Regions from separate parts of the Homo sapiens genome. Here region 1 is linked to region 2. The links are chromatin contacts, found by Hi-C in ENCODE. All regions are on one chromosome and are shown on one strand. Each heading gives the region's core, a stretch centred on a gene start or an enhancer-like site at or near the end of the contact. The rest is flanking DNA. Distances are from core to core; before and after follow the strand shown.

What was found. A loop is a pair of places that touch in the nucleus more often than their neighbours do. Pooled maps may share reads with other maps.
Region 1: a loop to region 2 is called in a map of endothelial cell of umbilical vein, with 2.0 times the contacts of the local background. The contact joins two enhancer-like sites. A Hi-C loop is called at or near these places in 2 of 168 maps with a recorded cell type or tissue (breast epithelium and endothelial cell of umbilical vein) and 4 of 50 pooled maps.

Annotation. Positions count from the first base shown.
Region 1 is chr6:100,227,739-100,230,438 of GRCh38, reverse strand. No RefSeq gene overlaps it. Among named protein-coding and RNA genes, the nearest start is that of SIM1-AS1, 160 kb to the left of the region's middle. RefSeq lists a silencer at 1,182-1,271. Within about 2 kb of position 1,403, at least 11 of the 41 ENCODE cell types and tissues checked have a DNase peak (open chromatin) inside an H3K27ac peak, as active enhancers do; they include endothelial cell of umbilical vein, where a contact is called at or near this core.
Region 2 is chr6:100,344,968-100,347,667 of GRCh38, reverse strand. No RefSeq gene overlaps it. Among named protein-coding and RNA genes, the nearest start is that of SIM1-AS1, 47 kb to the left of the region's middle. Within about 2 kb of position 1,412, at least 2 of the 41 ENCODE cell types and tissues checked have a DNase peak (open chromatin) inside an H3K27ac peak, as active enhancers do; they include endothelial cell of umbilical vein, where a contact is called at or near this core.

The sequences.
Region 1 (2,700 bases), core at 154-2,653, 120 kb after region 2:
CTTTGCCTTCAGGGCCAAGCAAAATGTTTGGTTTATTTCATAAGCTAATTAGGTGTGTGAAAGGCTACTTGGCATTTACTATTGACTGAACCCAACAAAAGTGATCACCAGACTAGGTAATCAATAAGAGATCGATTACAAGCGTGTGATTGGATTAGCCATTTGATCAATGCTGTGTGCTAATATATTAACAAGCAAATTACCGAGTAGCCCTTAAGAGCAGAATGCTGACTCTGATTGCATTACAAACTAGTGAGATCTAATGACCTACCAAGTGCAAGGGTTAGTTATACAAATCAAGACCTGAAAGTATTTTTTTCCTTGAAGATTTCTCCCCCTCCAAAGAAAATGCTTTCTTAAGTGAGATTCAAATTAAATTACAATTAGCAAGCAGCTGTACTGAGACACCTAATTTCCAAGTAGATATCATGAATGAGAAAGAGGGCTTGGGAACTCCAGATGAAACAGCCTAGAGACTTTTAGGAAGAGCTGGCTAATATCAAAAAGGGAAAAACAAAAAAAAGTCAGAATAGTCACTAATATTTCTCTAATGAAATTTTGATTCATAGTTTCCCAGTTTGGATATATCGAGCTCTTCCATGATAGACTCTAATGTCGCTTGATCTTTATTAAAACTATGTATGTTTTTCCAGCTCCCATTTTGCAGGTAACCTGTTATGTAACTGCTTCAATAGCAGAATAAACAATAGATGTGTGTGTGTGTGTGTGTGTGTGTGTGTGCGCGTGCAGGATGAAGAACTGTGGCTAGTAAAGTACCCTTTTGAGAAAAACAAAAAATTACAAGACAGGTTAGTGCAAAAGTAATTGCAGTTTTTGCCATTTTTTAAAAAGTAATGCAAAAACAGCAATTACTTTTGCACCAACCTAATACAATGTGGAGTGAAGAAAATGTTCTCCACCGTCTAAGTCTTTAGAACTTGTTTCCATTAGCTGATTCCATAAGTGACCTTACAAGAGCAAAACCCCACAAAACAGAGCTCCTCTCCAACCCTGCTTTCCCCATGATTAGGTGAAGCATTTGTTCAATTGATTGTGCTCTTTCAGATTCCCTAAGTGGAGACCAGGCAAGCCTTTGCTCACTTTCCCTCTTAATCCTTTTCCTTTGAAGAAACATTTTTTTTTCCCCTTTGCCTCAGGGAAGCTGAACCGATTAGTCTGAATTCTCCAGTGTTATTTGCAGATGGAAAGGTCTCCCCGGGCCCGGAGGCAGAGTGTCAGCCCGAGCGGCGGCGAGGCCGAGGCGGGGCGTGCTCCCGCGGTGTGGAGGCCGGAGCCGGCTGGCAGGCTGCGGCCTCGTCCGGCCTGGGCGGAGCAGCTGACAAAACAGCCTGCCTGGCTGGGCCGCCAGGGAGGGTGGGAGGGGAGAGGCTGTCAATCAATATCACGGACGCGCAGGAGGGAAACGGAAGATCTGACGGAGCCCTGTCAGTTCCGAGACGCCAAAGTGAACCAAGATTGGGTTTGCCCGCGGTTGGGGACACCTGGTACTTCAGGGTTAAGTGTTTTGGGCACTAGGGGCGCAGGCAGATTTTCCCCTACTTGATACACGTTTGGTGGGTTTCAATTTTTATACTTTAATACATCCGTTTCCGTACCCAAATAGCTAATTCAGTGCCATTGAGAGTACCTAGTGACATTTTTATGAGAACTCTTTTTCCATTTGACTTAAAACTGATGGTAGGAAGTGATCGCAGATGACAGTCCTTTCAGATCTATTCCTTTGTGTTACTCCTTTGTGTGAAAAGCCCCATTCTACGTTTTAAAATACTTTCTGTGCCTACAGAAGCATAAAGTACAGGAAGCTAGCAATATACAGTCACAGAGCTTACTTCTCTTTAAATGAAACGATGAAGTCATCACGTTTATTGTTGATAGAATCTCAACTCACAGTTTACCTCAGGGTGAAGTTCTGTGATAAATGACGTATCTTTGGAATCTGACGAAGCCTCAACTACAGTGGCATATGGTGTAATGATAAAATAATGCTTTTTTAAATCATTACACCATATGATATGGTGTATCATATCATGCTACAAAATGATATGATTTTGCTACAAAATGAGTTATTTCAGTCATCAATGATTACATTCATGATGAGGAACAACATACTTTGAACCAGCAGTAAAATCTCTTCTAATTAATCTTATGTTCATCAAAAACCTCAAACAGAGCAGTTAAAAGAATATCCCGCATCTCATAAATGCAAGTCAGGTGACTATAATGCTATAAACCACTTATTGGAGTGTTACTGATTAATGCCTCTGACATTATTCTACCCTTCTCCTTCTGTAGTGTTATTAATTTGAAGATAGCATCATAAACATTTCTCCACAAGAACCAGCTGTATGGCTCTAGATGATAATGATTGTAATTATTTAAGATAGAAACCAATGGAGGGCAAGCTTCTTGCTTATCACTGTGCCTGATTTAGTAACATGCTGGTGTGCAGGAAGAACTGAGAAGAGGAAGCGAATGATAACAGGCAAAAAAGAAATTTGTTCACATTCAGTAATTCATTTGGGGATTTGTGACTATTTCACTTGGGACAAAAACAAAATCGTTAAGTGACTTGACAAACATAGATCATTAGAATCTATTACACTCTGAACATCATCTAAAGTATATACACTTTCCAGTCCATAGTTTCTTTTTTTAAAAAAAAGTCAATTTTATTTCTAA
Region 2 (2,700 bases), core at 163-2,662:
AGTTATGATCATATTTTGAAGTGATAAAACAGGAGGTGGGGGAGGGGGAATGAAGAGAGTTGATTAATAGGTACAAATATACAATTAGATAGAAGAAATAAAGCCTAGAGTTTGAGAGATCAGTTTAATGACTACATACAATAATCTATTGTATATTTCAAAATAGGTAGAAGAGAATAATTTGCATGTTTCTAGCATAAAGAACAGACAAATATTTAAAGTGATATATATCCCAGTTATACTGATTTGATTTTTACAAATTACATGAATGTATAAATTGTCACTTGTATCATCAAAATATGTACATCTATTATGCATCAATTAAAAAATAAAATTATTTAAAAGTTAAAACAATACTAAAAATAGTCTTTAATGAAGAGTTACTAACTCACATCTTTTGCCCCATTTCATCCTAATTTTGGTTCAAATGAGGACAAAAAATACTTAGTGGATGCCTCCTATACCGTTGTTAAGTTTCCAGTGCCCAGTGCTGAGCCTGGCATATGGTAGACATTCAGAAAATATTTGTTCAAAGAATGAAAGCTGTTCTTTGTGTAGATCTTGGATATGAATCAAAACATTGCAAGACTTTGAGTCAATGTATTATTTTGGATTTCCTGGTCACACAGATTCAAAGAAAACTATCTTTAAATGTTTTGAAAGTGTTGGTATGTCTCAGTTTTCTTATAAGAGTGGATGAAAATTCGTAAAGACACAGCTATGTCATCTTTGCCTTTGGGCAAGAAGAAAGTGAAAGCTGAAGAATACCCTTGAGAACAATGTGAGAAGAGAAACTTTAAGTCCTGCTTTTTGAACTTTAATAAAAATCACTTTACTTGAGGAGAGTATTTTTAACTTTTCAAAGTTTGTGAGTGATGTGCCCATTCCTGTTGCTGCCAATTTAATATCCTTCTAAGGACTGGTCTCAAGTCCTAGTTTCAAAATTTTGCATTGTCTGAGTCAACACCCACTTCCAGGTATCTTTAATTTAATGCTGATATTTATATTTGTACTTTCTCCAGGTTATTTTTACAAAGCTTTCTATGAAGCTTATTTTTTAAATTTTCCATAGCTTTTAACACCGTTGAGAGAAAGTCATATCTTTAGTTTCTTTGCTTGCCCTGAGTTTCTCAGTGTTGTCTGCCTTAATCTTTGTAAACTCAGATCTATCTAGGGCCATGGCAGAATGTTTGTTATCCCTCATGTCATGTGGTATTTATCTAGCTGCAGCAGTAATACTGTTGGTATTTGGAAATAAATACCAGGCAACTTGTTTTAAATACCCTGGCACTTTTATGCAGGTGTTGAGGGTAAGAGAGAGCTTCCTATCTTGGAATAACTGAGTTATCATCTTTAAACAGAGACTGTGTTTGTTACTAATGACACTTAAGACCTTAGTACACGCAGGTGTATGTGACACAGAGAGAGAGTTTTGGTGTGTGGGGTGTGTGTGTGTGTGTGTGTGAGAGAGAGAGAGAGAGAGAGATATTGACTCTGCCTGCTGTCCTGGGGTCAGACAGACTACTAAGTGGCAACAACATATATAGATTAATTATCTGTTAGAAACTGGCACAATAGGAAGTGATGTTTTTCTTCCTTTATAGCAAGAACCATTGCTTCCTGATTCATTTTTCACCCATTCCAAATACACATACAACTCATTAGAAATGAAGAAAAACATACACGAGGAATGTGTAATTTTTTTTTTTTTTAAGCTGCAAGATGCCTCTTTCTTATTTACTTATATTTATTTATTCCCCTGCTGGGGCAGCAAACTGTTAAAGGTGACTTTAACCTGAAACATGGTTTCACAAAATGGAGTTAACTCTCTCATCCTAACACAGTTTCAGAGAGTGGATAGTGTTGGAAAAGTAACATTCACTCTGTAAGCCAGTGGATATTAAGCCTCACTTTCCAGGTCTATGTGACCCTGGTTTTTGGGCCCAGACCCTTGCATGCTACAGGCACCATCTAGACTTGGTACATTTAGCAGCATTTAGTGGTATAATTGTAAATAATAAATAAAACGTGATGCATTTTAAATGAAAGTCTAATGTGACCTAAATGGAACTGAACAATCTATTAAATTGCATAGACGTCGTGTGCTTGGTTCATTTATGGCAAACATTGTGTTACTCTGTCCCTTGCACATATATTTTATTTAATTAGGGTGGGAAAGAGGGAAAACTGAAAGTACTTTTTCTTTTCTAGTCTGAAGATTTTTCAACCCTGTGATAATTGAAAACATAATTCTGCTCAGGAAAATAAAATGATTTCCTCCTAATACTAAAGTATTCCATCTTTATTATTTTTCCTTTGTCTTTCTCATTTAGAAGGGAAAAAAGATGTGATTTTGTCGATTAATCCAGAGAATGTTTAATGACATTTCACTTCATAAAATCAGTGTGTTGGCTTTTTCAAGTTTCAAGGAACAACAAATTCTGTGACTTCAGATGGTGGGGGGTTTCTAAGGATCCATGAGAAAGTAAGGAAGCCAAGAAGCTGCCTCAGGTTTGGAGAGCCAGGCGAAGGTTTGGAGTTCCAGTGAAGACTGGAACATCTTCCAGAATAACATGGCAGCTCTACTGGTTGCACATTTCTGCGGCTCAGCCTTTCCCTTTTCCTTTTCTATCTGCTCTCTCTTCATTTTTAACCAGTGAGTCCTCTGACTGTATGTCTCATGGGATCGTCATCAGTTGA